Linked DNA regions of Homo sapiens: all the other regions are linked to region 4. The links are chromatin contacts, found by Hi-C or POLR2A ChIA-PET in ENCODE. All regions are on one chromosome and are shown on one strand. Each heading gives the region's core, a stretch centred on a gene start or an enhancer-like site at or near the end of the contact. The rest is flanking DNA. Distances are from core to core; before and after follow the strand shown.

Region 1 (2,700 bases), core at 199-2,698, 1.6 Mb after region 4:
GCCCAGGCTGGTCAAACTCCTGACCTCGAGTAATCCGCCTACCTCGGCCTCCCAAAGTGCTGGGATTACAGGCATGAGTCACCGTGCCCTGGAGTCTTTCATCTGCTTACAAACTTCAACATCAAGGGAAGACTCTTACCATGGTAAATAAAAATTATTAATACATCTGCATGGCCGGGCGCGATGGCTCTCGCCTGTAATGATCGCTTGAGCCCTGGAGTTCGAGACCAGCCCGGGAAACATGAACTCCGTCTCTACTGAAAATACAAAAATTAGCCGGGCATGGTGGCAGGGTCCTGTAGTCCCAGCTACCCAGGAGGCTAAGGCGGGAGGATCGCTTGAACCCGGGAGGTGGAGGTTGCAGTGAGCCCAAGATCGCGCCACTGCACTCCAGCCTGGGCGACAGATTGAGACATTGTCTCGAAAAAAACAAAACAAAACTCTTAAAAAGTTACATCTGCAATACTTACAAATACATACAAAAACAGTAAGTATTCTCCAGGCTATGATAGGACCTTTACAAGACACACCAAACACTGCTATTGCGGATTTTTTCCAATTAACGAACCAGCGTGATCTCTGAACATGTGAAACGGTCGCGGCTTCTCCGGCGCCTAGTCCTGGAGTCACTTTTAATCTAAGCACCACTCCAGTGAGAACCACACAAATACTTAGGAACCTACCAGCTCCATTTCTCCAGCAGTTCTGCTAGTGTGGGGATGCTTACTAGCTGGAATATTAAGAGCTTTTTCTAAACGTCTCTATCCCCGTTTCGACAAAACCGAAAGGAGGCAGATGACGTGTGGAAAGGCCTGGCCCACAGTCACAGGCCGCGCACGCGGAAACTCATCCTCACATCCACCCTCTGCGTTACCCAAAACCGACCCGGGGCGTTTGGGAGACTCAGGATGCCCGAACTTCGGTCATATTTCAAACGTTCCCGGGGCAAGCCCTGCACCACAGATGGCGCCTCGGGCTTGGCCCGGGCCGAGGGCGCAGAACTCGGCCTGGCCCTTCTGCGGCCCGGAGCCCAGGGCCGCCCCGCCTGCAGGCCCGCAGCAGGCAGGCCTCGGAAGCCGACCTCGCCCGCCTCCCTCGCCGGGTCTGGCCAGGCGCCGTGAGGAGCCTAGGCCGCAAGCCCTGAGCTCGAGTTCAGGTCCCCCCGCGCACCCTTGCCTTCTGAAGGCGAGTCGTCCGAGGCCGCGGCGGCAGTCACCGCGGTGGTGGTGGTCGTCGCCGCCGACGGGGCGGGCTGGCTGGGGACCGCCGCGGTTGAGTCCGGCTCAGTGTCGGGTTCCGGCTCCGGGTCCCGGCCCGGCGTGCTGCCCCGAGGACCCGGCGGAGAGAGTTGCAGGATGGGCCTACGGCCGGGTACCGCCCGGGACTTCTTCCCCATCGCGAGCCCAAGCGCGAGCAGAGAGCGTCGGGCGGCCGAGAGGGGCGGGCACTGGAGGCTGGGCGCTGGGCCCTGGGCGCTGCGACGCGTAATCAATATTCATACACCGTGACACCGCCTCCAGCCCGGATCCGCTTTCAACCAGCGGAGCACGCGCTTGCGCAAGCGCCTCGGACCCTTCGGCTCTTCTGGCTCCTCCTCACCAGGAGAAAGGGCGGGATTACCAACTGCGCTAGGCGATTGGCTGTTTTGACCCAGAGAAGGGACCGGTGGCCAATGGAAAAGGAAAAAGGGTGAGAGTCCAGCCAATAGTGCGGTAGGGCCTGAATTAGAACGACTTCCCCACTTCCGTCGGGTTCCACCCATGCGCTTTCCCCAAGCCTTTTCTTTGCCTACTTGTCCTCCATCTTGTGGCTATTCTCGGCCTAGAGTTTCATGTTGTCTGTCTTCTAGAAAGGTGTGCTGCTGGGCCCAGCTCACTCACGCCTGTAATCTCAACACTTTGGGAGGCCGAGGCGGGTGGATCACGAGGTCAGGAGTTCAAGACCAGCTTGTCCAAGATGGTGAAACCCCGTCTCTACTAAAAATACAAAAGATTTAGTCGGGCGCGGTGGCAGGCGCCTGTAATCCTAGCTAGTCGGGAGACTGAGGCAGGCGAATCGCATGAACCCGGCGGCAAAGGTTACAGTGAGCCGAGATCGCGCCACTGCACCCCACCCTGGGTGACAGAGTGAGACTGTCTCAAGAAAAAAAAGAAAGGTGTGCTGTTTTCTGAGCCCTTCCCCACGTTTCGCCCGGATTATTGTGGCTTACTTTGGGTATAGCATTGAACATTAAATGGGACAGTGGGTCTTTTACGCTTTTGTAATTTCCTGCAGCACACAAATAGATGTCTCATATTTTCTCGCTTATTAGCTGGGAAAAATCACGAGATACTCCACTACCTACAAGGAAAAAGCCTAAAATTGTTGGGATGGCATACAGGAACCTTACCAGTTTTGTACTACTATCGTCAACATGCTTTAATTTACCCTTGCTTTAACACTGCCCCCTCTCCCGTCTCCTGCCTCTGGAGCCCGCCACTTGGAGCATCACCTCCCTCACTTTTCCTTTGCACTGACTGGAATAATTACTGCATCACATGATGAAAGTCTTTTATTGTTTCATCAGGGCGCAATGCAGACGCAGTGCAGGCGTGACCTCTCCTGCCCAGCCTCTCCCTGGCACTTGACATCCTGTTGACATCCGTCTCCCCTCTAAACTAAGGAATGCGAGTGGTATTTATTTTTATATCCGCAGCAGCT
Region 2 (2,700 bases), core at 164-2,663, 1.3 Mb after region 4:
TCAATACCTCCACCCACTCTTTCCCTAGTGGCCCCACCCCAGGCTGTCCCCATTCCCTGCTGACTCCCTCTCTTCCCCTCCACATACACACACACCTCGATGACGTTGGAGACAAGGTACGGCAGGGTCTTGTTCACTTTGATTTTCTCACTGTTCTCTTTTATCTTGTCCTTCATGGCTTGGAGCTCATGGGTGACTCTCAACACTTCACTCTTCATGATCTGAGATCAGGAGGGGAGGAGAAGCAAATATAAACCCTGGCACAGCTTATGCTAGAGCCCTGTAACTAGTGAGGTCCAGGGTGCCCAGGGGACCCTCCCGCATCCATTCATCCAGCTCTGAGGCTCTCTGAAGGCAGAGTCTGACTGTGTCCACATCCTGCAGAAGTCAAAAGAGGAGGCCAGTTTGGAAACCTCCTGGTGAAATAGTGGTAGTATTGGAATAAAAGCAGGCCTCCGAGAGAGGCAAACATAGGTTTTAGGTTCTGCCTCATAGTAAGAACTGGGTGCTTTATCGCAGTACAAACCTCTCTGGGCCTGTCTCCTCATCTGTAAAATAGGCATTTTACTAAAAGAAGGATTCTTGAGAGGATTATTCCCAGTTCTCACTGGGAAAGGCAATCTGATAACTTCTCATCTCAGCCCAGGCCTCCCACCACCCCCTACCTGTCTTCTTGTCCCTTTTAAGGCTTAGTTTTCTTTCCTCTCTTCCTGATATGAGGGGGAAGCCCGAGCCCCATGTCTCCCCCAGGGTGCCCGATTAGGAAGTACGAGAGGCGACTCGGATCGCCGGGGCCTGTCCTGTGGGGGCTCCATCGCCCGCACAGGAGCTGTGCGCCCACCTTGATCTCACTGTCCAGCAGCCGTGTGCGCTGGATGATCTCCTCCGTGGACATCTTGAGCACCTCCTCCCCAATTCCATCTTGCTGTAAAAAATTATTTGTTTATTTATATATTTACTTTTACTCAGGACAAGCATCCCTCGTTCTCCGAACCCACTCACAGCCTCAGTTTCCACGCCCATAAAACCAGGATGGAGTCAGGACCCCTGCCCACATCCCAAACAACCCCGTCCCCGGGATCGGGCCAGACCTTGACCCCCAGCCACCTCCTTCCCTCTTGTCAATGGCGTCTCCCTGCGGGCCCCGGTTCCCGGACCGCCAGCTCGCCCGGTGCCCACCTCGGCCTCATCCCACACGGTCGCCATCTTCTCCTGCCGAGTCACTGGACTCTCAATATTCGGCAGCAGATTCATTTCCTGGAGGAGCGGGCAGAAGATGGGACCAGGCGGGAGCCGCAACGGGAGATTAATACCGTCTTTCTTAAAGCCTTCTCTTGACCAGTGGAAAACCTCTCCCCACAAATCCCGACTCTTGACCCGACCAGCTCCGGCCGTGCTGCGGAGCAGCGAATCTGCCTCTCCGATTCCAAAGACCAACCCCTGGCCACAGGCCCCGCCCCCGCGGACCCCGAAACGTTCCCGCCCGCGTCCTATTTTTGCCGGGCGCGAGAGGTGGGGCCGCTATTGGCCGACACGCGCGTTGGGGGCGGGGCCTATGTGTAAAACCGGAAAGGGAGGGAGAAGGGTGGGATCCGCGAGGGCCTTTGGGAAATGTAGTCTTTAATCTGGCCCGTGACAGATGCTTGCGGAGGGGCGCGTTCAAACTCAGACCGTGACCCCGCTAGGAATAAGGGGATTTACACAATGACACTGCCTCCCAATTAATAAACGACATAGGCCAGCCGTGTGCAAAGGGCCAAAAAGGCATGCCACCTCAGTCCGCATTTTTACAATTATTTAAGTACAAGCTGGCCACCCGGAGTTACGGGAGGGAATCATTAACCAGCTTTAAAGAGAAATCGCTGCTGCTCCTAACGTCAGAGCAGGCTTCACGGAATTGTCCACGTGGGAAGAACTCAATTGACCATCAGCCTCTACGATTAAAAACATTATGACTCGGGCCGGGCGCGGTGGCTCACGCCTGTAATCCCAGCACTTTGGGAGGCCGAGGCGGGCGGATCACGAGGTCAGGAGATCGAGACCATCCTGGCTAACACGGTGAAACCCCGTCTCTACTAAATATACAAAAAATTAGCCGGGCGTGGTGGTGGGCGCCCGTAGTCCCAGCTACTCCGGGCTGAGCCAGGAGAATGGCATGAACCTCGGAGGCGGAGCTTGCAGTGAGCCGTGATCGCGCCACTGCACTCCAGCCTGGGCGACAGAGCGAGACTCCGTCTCAAAAAAAATTATGTCTCGTATCTGCAATTGTTTGTTTTCTCTGACCATGGTTAGTAATCTCAGTGAGCAGAGCGGGTCTCCGGATCATGGGAGACTCATTCGTTGTACCCTTGTCGGCTATTTTAAATGATCTCTCCTTATCCTTTGAGGTGAGCCCTGGAGCCCCTTTAAAGGGAACTTCATGTAAGCAACATAGCTTATATTTCAAGTCAAACCATCACAAACACTCTGTTAACCTGATGAAAATCTGTGCAATCGTTGCCTTTTTTTTGTTTGCTTGTTTGTTTTTTGTTTTTTGAGACGGAGTCTCGCTCTGTCGCCCAGGCTGGAATGCAGTGGCGCGGTCTCTCCCTACCGCAACCTCCGCCTCCCGGGTTCAATGGATTCTCCTGCCTCAGCCTCTCAAGTAGCTGGGATTACAGGCACCCACCACCACGCCCAACTAATTTTTGTATTTTTAGT
Region 3 (2,700 bases), core at 83-2,582, 1.1 Mb after region 4:
TCTGTCTCTACAAAAAATGCAAAAATTAGCTGAGTGTTGCGGCGCGCACCTGTAGTCCCAGCTACTCGGGAGGCTGAGGTGGGAGGATCGATGTCCAGGAAGTCCAGCCTGCATTGAGCCCACATCCTGCCACTGCACTCCAGCCTGGGTGACAGAGAGAGGCCCTGTCTCAAAAAAAAAAAAAAAAAAAAGAAAGAGAGAAAGAAAGAAAGAAAAAATAAAAACAGCCAACGACCAAACAAATAAAAGAGCAGTGAGAACCAGACACGGTGGCTCATGCCTGTAATCCCAGCACTTTGGGAGGCAGAGGCAGGAGGATCACTTGAGCCCAGGAGGTCCAGACCAACGTGGGAAACATAGCAAGACCTTGTCTCTACAAAAATAAAAATAAAAAAATTAGGCTTGGGGATACAGGTCTGCAAGCCTACTTGGGAGGCTGAGGTGGGAGGATCAGTGAAACTTGAGGTCAAGGCTGCAGTGAGCTGTGATTACATCACTGCACTCCAGCCTGGGTAACGGAAGAGAGACACTGCCTCTAGGAAAAAAAAAAAAAAAAAAAAAAAAAGGCAAGGAGTTCCAATCATTCTCCCTTCACAGAGAAGCAGCTTGGATTCGATGGGACTGTAGTTTCTGGAATCCGACTGCAAAGCTGACCGCTGGTAGAGCCCAGCTTCTAACTTAGGAAAGGCACTAGCTCTCTACAAAGCCGCCACTCCCCAACTACACCCTGTAGGGACCAGCCAATCCCAAAGCCCGAGCGGGCGTCATCACCAATTGCAAGGCGGGAGACAGAGCCTTGGCTGGCACCGGGCCTCCTCCCCGGACCCGCAGAGGCCTGGCAGCGCCGCGTTTGAGGAGGGTTCGTGTCAGGAAGTCAAGGCTGGATGATCGCTTAAGCCCAGGAGTTAAAGACCGGCCCGGACAACAAAGCGAGACCCCGTCTCTCCAGAAAAAGAAAAAAAGAGAGAGAGAGAGAGAAATTAGCCGGGCGTGGTGGCGTACGCTTGTAGTCCCATCTACTTAGGAGGCTGAGGTGGGAGGATCGCTTGAGCCCAGGAGGTGGAGGCTGCACTGAGCTATGATCGCCCCACTGCCCTCCAGAGTGAGCGACAGAGCCAGACCCTGTTGCTAAAAAAAAAAAAAAAATCCATAAAGCCGGGGACCATCTTTGCTCCAGGGAGGTCAGCTGACCCGGGCTGGCACTGGCCCTGGCGCAGTTCCCGCCCCTCCCGGGAGCGCTGGCACCGCCCCTTGGCACCACCCCCTCCCCGCGCCCCCGCCTTCCAGGAAGGGGCGGGGTCTCCGAGACGGGTGGGGCCGGAGCTCCAAGCTGGTTTGAACAAGCCCTGGGCATGTTTGGCGGGAAGTTGGCTTAGCTCGGCTACCTGTGGCCCCGCAGTTTTGTAGTCCCCGCCTTGTTTCTCCCCAGAGGCCTCTCAATCCTCCCTCCATGATCTTCGCATAGAGCACAGTACCCCTTCACACGGAGGACGCGATGGCTCCCAAGAAACGCCCAGAAACCCAGAAGACCTCCGAGATTGTATTACGCCCCAGGAACAAGAGGAGCAGGAGTCCCCTGGAGCTGGAGCCCGAGGCCAAGAAGCTCTGTGCGAAGGGCTCCGGTACTGCCTGTGCCTGCTGCTTGAATATTTCCGCCTTTTAGGGTGCTCGCGCAGGAGGCTGCAGCGGGGGATGGGTGCTCCGAGGCTCCCGAGGCCCGCGCAGGTCACGGGTGCCTCCGGCTGTGCATTCTACCTGCAGGTCCTTTGACACCAGAGTGTTTAGGTTTCAACACCTCTCCCGCTAGGTAACAGGAAGCAGATGAGCTCCGTAACAACAGACACACGGACTTGTCAGATTCCTTGTTCGTATCAGGGTTCTTGCACAGTTAGGACGGCTTCAGAGAATCCTACCTTTCCTGGCGCTGTGTGTGCTGGATTTCATAGTCACGCTTGTTAGCTGCACGTCCTCGGTGGTCAGTTGTGAGAGCCCCCAATTCCTTCCTCCTTAGAAAGCTCATTCTCTGAGGTTTACTGGGGCTTGAACCTGGGGCTATAAGGAGTTTCGAGACACTCAAAAACGAGCTGGGGCTTGTTAATCAAGTGGTTTTTGTCCATGAGAAGAAAGAATTGGTTGTCAAGACGTCGGACCTATAGTGATTGGGTCCTCAAATACAGTTTGGTGATCAGGAGTTGTTGCTTTATTGCTATTCTAATTTCACTTACCTCCCCAGAAGTAACCTAGTTAAGAGCATTTCCAGGCCTTCCTATTCCTTCTTTTCCTAAACGGTGACTTCTGCCATGCTGCCCTAAAATCTTTTTATTGTGCATTATATGTGATTTATAAAATTGTGACCCAGTCCCATCTCGAGTTTTGCAGCCCAAACTGGGAAGAGTTCTGCATTGTACTTTATCCTTGTGTGTTTCTTTGGCTGGGGTCTCAGGAACCCTGCACGACTGTATTTACTTTCACTTCAGACTTACTGTTTGTGGGAGTGTTTTGGGGAAGGGGCCAAATCCTCACTCATTTTTTTATTTCTGGTGCTCGTTGAGACCACACAGACATGGAAAGGCCGCAGGAGGTGATGAGACAGAGATTAACCGTGCCGAATGAAACAAGGCTTCCTTTCGGGGAATTCAGCAGAAAAACCTTTCGTGAGATTGGAGAGGAAAATATGTCTGTTCTGCTTGGCAGGTCCTA
Region 4 (2,700 bases), core at 119-2,618:
CCCAACGCTGCTCCGGCCACCCAAGACAAATGCACCAACACACTCACACTCACACACACACAAACACACACACTGGGGCCCGGCAGCGTCAGCAGCCGCAGCTTTTTTTTTTTTAAACCAGATCCCTCAGTCAACAAACAAGATGGTTTTCCAAAAAAAAATTTTTTTTAATTAAATAAATAATCATAATAAAAACTTCCCCCCGACAGCATCCCGGGGTGGGGTGGGGGGGATGGAGGAGCCCCAGCTACCTCCCCGGCCGAGGGACAGCCGAGGGGGGGCGGGCGAGGCTCCGTGCCCCCCGCCCCCGCCCGCAGCCCCCGGCCGGCCCCCCGCCGGGACAATGTGACGCCCCCTCCCCGCCGCCCCCGGCACGCCGCCTCTGTCACCGGCTCCGGCCCTGCACTCTGCGCCCAGGCTTCCGAGGCTGCTCATAAACTTACTTCCAATTTATCCTGGGGAGGGGTGGAGGGCAGAGGGGAGGGGGGGGAGCCAAGGTTTTCCCATTGTCTTTTTTTTCGGGGGGGAGGTATGGGAAGGGCACGCAGGGGGGCGCCCCGAAGGGGAAGTTATTGCTCAAATCTCAAGTTGACTGAGGGGTCCTGACGAGAACACCCCCCTTTCCCTCCTCCCTCCCACACACCCCTCCCCTCCCCCTACCTCCCCCCACAACAAACTCCAAGCAGGCAGCCCCTGATCCTCCCAGAGACAAACACCAGCGACAAGACAGAGGGAGAGAGGAGAGAGGCAGAGGGGGAAGGGGGAGGGAGGGGAAATAGAGCTACTCCAGAAAAAAAGAGAGAGAGGAGAGTGAGAAGAAGAGAGAATGGAAAAGCTGGGATACTGCACCCTCCTGCTGCTGGCTGGCTGTCCCCCCTGGCAGCTGGAGGCAGGAACTCTGAGCAGGAGAAGCAGGAGGAGGAGGAGGAGGGAACTCTTCTTCATGGGGAGGGAGGGAAGAAGCTGGAGCTGCTGCTGCTGCTTCTGCTGCTGCTCTGGGCCTCTCGCACTTTTTAGATATTAGTGTGTTAAGATGGTAGGTTGTTCCCTTCTCCCTCCTCCTCCTCCTCCTCTCCTCTCCTCTCTCTCTCACTCACTCTCTCTCTCTCTCTCTCTCTGGGCTGTTTCTTTCCTCCTCTTCCCCAGGCAAGGGGGGGTGGGGAGGAGGGGGTTGGGGGGAGGAACTGGATCCTCCTCCTCCTCCAGGAGGGACACACACAGGCCCCGGGCCGGAATCGGGAGGGGGGAATCAGAGCAGCAGGAGAGAAACTGTAGGAGACAAACAAGCCCAACTCTTCATCCTCCTCCTCCTCTCAGCAGCAGCAGCGAGCACCACCAGCCCATTCACCACCCGGCCCCGGGCCGCAGCACCTCCGCCGCCTCAGCCCGGGGATCCCTCCGCCCAGGCCCAGACACACTCGCCCGCGCGGGAGCCCGCCGCGCGGCCCCGCCGGCCCGCCGCCGCCGCCGCCGTGCGCGCCCCCGCCGCTCCCGAGAGCCGGGCGAGAGGGACTGGGGCTGGGAAAGCGGGGACGAGGGCGAGGGGAGAGGAGGCGCCGGGGGAGAGCGGGCCGCGGCGGGGAGGGAGGGGGCCGCCGGGCGGAGTGGTACGGCGGCCGGCCCGGGCCCCCGCGCCTCGGCCCGCGGCTCCCGGGACGCTCGGGTCCCCCCACCGGGGGCGGTGGGGCGTCGGCGGGGGGGGCGACGGGGGCCCGCGGCGGCGCTCGGGCGGGCGGACTACTTGACGTGTCGGTGCGGCGAATTTATTTCACTTTGCCTAAGGAACGGGGTGTGCTGCGGCACCCATTGCCTAGGGAAAAAACCCGGATGTAAAGTGAGTGAAACTAAACTAGAGTGAAGTAGGGCAGCGGCAGCCAAACTCCAGTGCAGCGGCGGCGGCGGCGGCGGTGATGGGGCCGAGCACCGAGCGGCGGCGAAGGCAGCCAAACTCCGGGGCCCGTGCAGCGCCGCAGCTCGGCTCCCGTGCAGCCGCAGCCGAGGCGAGGCCGGAGCCCGCGGCGGCCCCCCCAACTCCGCGGCCCGAGCCCAACTCCCCCCTCCCGCCGGCGGGAGCTGCAAAGGGGCTCCAGAGCGGCCCCAACTCCCTCCAGTGCAACAGCAGTTTGAAGGGGGGGGGGGAAAGCCGTGAGGGGCAGGAGCGAGGAGAAGTGATGGGGAAGCACTGCAATGGGGGAGCGTGGTCCAGGCAACAGGAGAAAGATGCAACCTCAAGTCGAATGCAACATGCAATCCCCGGCCGCCGCTCGCCCGCTCCCTCCCCTCGCCACCCCGCCCCCTTTCCAAATAACTACCCTTGAACCACTTTATTAGCAGTACTTAGTCCAGCACTCGCTCCCGGGAGGGGCGGGGGACGGGGGCCTTCGCTCACCTTTATTTATTGCTGCTTTCTCCCCCCTCTCCATGTTTTTTATTCCTAAGTTCTTTTGTTCTAAGGGGGATGATGGCATTTACTTTTCTGCTTTGTGTAGCAGGGCAATCACTGGGAATCGGCCACGTATAATCCGGCGGTTTGTCATATTTTATTAGTGAAAGTATTTTATGCCTATTCTACCTCCAAGGACTGTAACATGGAGAATTGCAGGGAGGAGAAAAACATCAGAAGAATTCTTGTTTTGAGAGATTTCTTGGCGGGGCGGGGGAGGGCCTTTTTTTTTTTTTTTGGAGGGGGTTTATTTAGAT
Region 5 (2,700 bases), core at 159-2,658, 1.1 Mb after region 4:
TTGGCCGGATGGCTGAGGCCTGGTGGCTGCCTCCTAGAAGTGGAACAGACTGAGAAGGGCAAACATTCCTGGGAGCTGGGCAAGGAGATCCTCCCGTGGCATTAAAAGAGAGTCAAAGGGTTGCGAGTTTTGTGGCTACTGAGCAGTGGAGCCCTCGCTAACACTGTGCTGTGTCTGAAGATCATGCTGACCCCACAAACGGATGGGCCTGGGGGCCACTTTGCACAGGGTTCTCCAGAGCCCTGCCCATCCTGCCTCCACCACTTCCTGTTTTTCCCACAGGGCCCCAAGAAAAATTCTCCACTGTCACTCTGTGGTATGGCCATAAATGCCTCAGCGCCGCCTCACTGATAGGTCTGGTACTGTTTGAACAGGAAGATCAAAATGAATACAAAATGAGAGAAACCAATTTCTGGATTGGGGGTGGGGACACGGTAATAGAGGAGGAAGCCTGCGATCTTTAGGATCCGCCTCCAGGCCCAGAGGAGGGAGAGTCACAAATGACAGCCTTGGCCGTGAGAGGGGGCCTCTTCTTACTAACCCCCACTGCGCCATATGGGTAAATGGAATGCTGAGGCTTAGGCGCCCCCTTCCCCTGCTGGGATCCGGGTAGGATCCGGTTGCCTTTCTGCGGTGGAGGAGGAAGTGTTGGATTTCAGCGCTAAGGCGTCGGCGGTGCACCTCACGTGCATGTGTAGCATGCCTTGGTTTTTCCTTTGGCATCTGAAAAAGGCACAACCTGAAAGACCTAGAACCCAGTGTCGGTCCCCAGGCCCTTTGGGACAGGAAGAGAAGAGCCGTGTGGCCGCGGGGAGGATGTCCTGAGGCGGGGCTGTCCTCGCGGACTGACTGGACTCCATCTCCCAGCGGGCGCCGCGGCGCGGCCACGCCCCCCCACTCCCCGCGCGCGCCCGGTGGAGGTAACCGCGGCCGCGCGCCCCCCTCTGCCCCCGCTGCCCAGGATTGGTAGGCTCCACCGCTCGGCAGCCGGCTTCCCTGCTCGGACGCCGAGCACCGCCAAAGCGCGTGAGTGGGGGGTGGGGACTGGGGGATGGGGAGCCCGTCAGGAAGTCTCAGGGGCCGATTATCTTGGGAAGTGACTTTCAGAGGAATCCCCATGTCGTCGAAACGGGCGCTATGACCCCGTCGGGTGAGAGTCTCTCTGAGCAACCCAAACAGAAGGTACTGCTGTGGGTCCCCCACTTGGCACGCGACGGCGCTGGGTCGGCCTGGCGCGCCCTCCCGCGCCCACGGGCGCTAGGCTAGGTCTGTGCGCAGCCGCTGTCTCCCGAGGTCGGCCCCGCCCCGCGGCGCTCGGCTCGGTGCAGCCCCGGCCCCCCGGGCTGAATGGTACGGCCCCGGCCCCGGCCTCCCCCTCCGCACCCCGCGCGAGTGGTGCGTGCCCCCCAGTGCAGACGCGGAACTGGCGCCCGCTCGGAGCGGCGCCGCGCTGGGGAGCGACTGACGCCCCGCTGCCGGGGGACGTCGGGCTGGGCCTGGCCAGTCCCCCAGAGCTTGGGAGGTAGGAGAGTCTGGGCCGGTGGGGTCCTGGGCGAGCGTCTGGGGACTCCGAGCGGGAGACGGGCTCTGAGAGGACACCGTGGCTCTTGGAGGAAGGGGTCTCTCAGGAGGCCCTGGGGGAGTGTGAAGGGGCGTGGGGACGGGGGTCTGCCGAGGAGGGGCGGGGACGGGGATGGGGGCGCCCCGGGCAGAGGAGGGGGCTCAGGCTACTGGGCTTGGTTCCTGCCGAGCGGGCGGCTCGGGTTCAGGTTCGGGGCGGGGGCGGGGGCGGGGGAGAACTGTCCAGCAGGTGAGGGGGCGGGCAGAGCTGGCCAGCCCTGGGGCCGAACCCGCACAGCGCTTGGCGGGTGTGCTTGTGCGTGTGCGTGCTTGCGCCTTATTTTTGGCTAGAATTTGGAGAAACACGTTTGGTTCTCAAGAAATTTTTTTTTTAACTTGATATTTCAAAATTGACTTGCTGGAGAGAGAACACCATTTCATCTTTCTGCAATCGCTCTCCTCCCCATCCTCGTGTATCTACCTTCTTCCACCTTTCCCTGCCCTCCCCTCTACCCCAACCCTGCCAGCTGCCAGCCTCCTTGCTCCAGTTCTCCCATACGCTGGACCAGTCTGTGCTGATGAGCTTGCAAGGTCACTGCCTGGGGAGGTAGAGGAGGGGAGGAGAGCCTCCTGTTGTGTTCACGTCAGCAGAGATGTCATATCGCTCTCTGGTTCCTGTGGTTTTACTGTGAGATCCTGTCCAAAATGAGGGACGAATCCAAAGGGTTGGTTAGCATGGCTATTTCTGCTGAAAAGGCATAGATAACTTAAAAGTTTGTGAATCCTAAATCTACCTCTGGGTGGAGCTGATGGTGATGTCGGACTTCAGCAGATAGATATGCATTTTGAGCTGGATGCTTTTGGAATACAGGAAGATAGGAACCAGAGGCTCTACGTTAGTAAACATGGTTGAGGCAAGAGGCAGAGTCGGAGCCTCGTTGGTTGTGAAGACAAGAGTGTGAGTTGTGGGTGATGTTAGAGGATTTAGTCTTTAGAGGAGTTAAAGGTGTTAGTCTTTTTGGGGAGGGGAGAGAGGAGAGAATGAGAAGGAAAATCTTAGTTATCTTTGCAATCTGAATAACTGAAGGCAGTGGCTGCTGATCAGATGTGAACTCTGGCTAAAAATTTATCCTACCACCC

The links. A loop is a pair of places that touch in the nucleus more often than their neighbours do. ChIA-PET counts read pairs that join two places held with the same protein, here RNA polymerase II (POLR2A). Pooled maps may share reads with other maps.
Region 1: a map of naive thymus-derived CD4-positive, alpha-beta T cell shows a loop between it and region 4 (12-fold over the local background). The contact joins the promoter of FNBP4 here to the promoter of PHF21A in region 4. A Hi-C loop is called at or near these places in 1 of 168 maps with a recorded cell type or tissue (naive thymus-derived CD4-positive, alpha-beta T cell), 2 of 37 single-sample maps with no recorded cell type and 14 of 50 pooled maps.
Region 2: a loop to region 4 is called in a map of CD8-positive, alpha-beta T cell, with 5 times the contacts of the local background. The contact joins the promoter of PSMC3 here to the promoter of PHF21A in region 4. A Hi-C loop is called at or near these places in 2 of 168 maps with a recorded cell type or tissue (CD4-positive, alpha-beta T cell and CD8-positive, alpha-beta T cell) and 8 of 50 pooled maps.
Region 3: a loop to region 4 is called in a map of endothelial cell of umbilical vein, with 17 times the contacts of the local background. The contact joins the promoter of DDB2 here to the promoter of PHF21A in region 4. A Hi-C loop is called at or near these places in 1 of 168 maps with a recorded cell type or tissue (endothelial cell of umbilical vein), 2 of 37 single-sample maps with no recorded cell type and 7 of 50 pooled maps. POLR2A ChIA-PET finds 5 or more read pairs at or near these places in 3 of 52 experiments (GM12878, MCF 10A and activated T-cell).
Region 5: a map of CD8-positive, alpha-beta T cell shows a loop between it and region 4 (23-fold over the local background). The contact joins the promoter of MADD here to the promoter of PHF21A in region 4. A Hi-C loop is called at or near these places in 1 of 168 maps with a recorded cell type or tissue (CD8-positive, alpha-beta T cell), 1 of 37 single-sample maps with no recorded cell type and 6 of 50 pooled maps. POLR2A ChIA-PET finds 5 or more read pairs at or near these places in 2 of 52 experiments (T-cell and WTC11).

The regions. Positions count from the first base shown.
Region 1 is chr11:47,765,893-47,768,592 of GRCh38, forward strand. FNBP4 (formin binding protein 4) reads right to left here and starts at 1,449. Exons shown (of 17, transcript NM_015308.5): 1 at 1,177-1,449. The coding sequence starts at 1,396. RefSeq lists enhancers at 1-739, 534-593, 740-1,664 and a silencer at 854-1,463.
Region 2 is chr11:47,425,026-47,427,725 of GRCh38, forward strand. It overlaps PSMC3 (proteasome 26S subunit, ATPase 3), which reads right to left and starts at 1,414. Exons shown (of 12, transcript NM_002804.5): 1 at 1,180-1,414; 2 at 842-925; 3 at 96-221. The coding sequence starts at 1,254. RefSeq lists silencers at 1,041-1,252, 1,523-1,652 and an enhancer at 1,223-1,422.
Region 3 is chr11:47,213,642-47,216,341 of GRCh38, forward strand. DDB2 (damage specific DNA binding protein 2) reads left to right here and starts at 1,333. Exons shown (of 10, transcript NM_000107.3): 1 at 1,333-1,622; 2 at 2,695-2,700. The coding sequence starts at 1,496. RefSeq lists enhancers at 1-773, 774-1,609, 816-1,055, 897-2,096, 1,386-1,665 and a silencer at 1,126-1,335.
Region 4 is chr11:46,120,086-46,122,785 of GRCh38, forward strand. PHF21A (PHD finger protein 21A) reads right to left here and starts at 1,369. Exons shown (of 19, transcript NM_001352027.3): 1 at 850-1,369. LOC105376661 (a long non-coding RNA gene) reads left to right here and starts at 2,060. Exons shown (of 3, transcript XR_931252.4): 1 at 2,060-2,700. RefSeq lists silencers at 1,392-1,451, 1,892-2,201.
Region 5 is chr11:47,268,725-47,271,424 of GRCh38, forward strand. MADD (MAP kinase activating death domain) reads left to right here and starts at 1,409. Exons shown (of 37, transcript NM_001376571.1): 1 at 1,409-1,522. It overlaps NR1H3 (nuclear receptor subfamily 1 group H member 3), which reads left to right. Exons shown (of 10, transcript NM_005693.4): 10 at 1-309. MADD-AS1 (MADD antisense RNA 1) reads right to left here. Exons shown (of 3, transcript NR_120569.1): 2 at 2,355-2,417; 3 at 1,933-2,256. RefSeq lists enhancers at 591-700, 1,174-1,468 and silencers at 851-960, 1,171-1,700.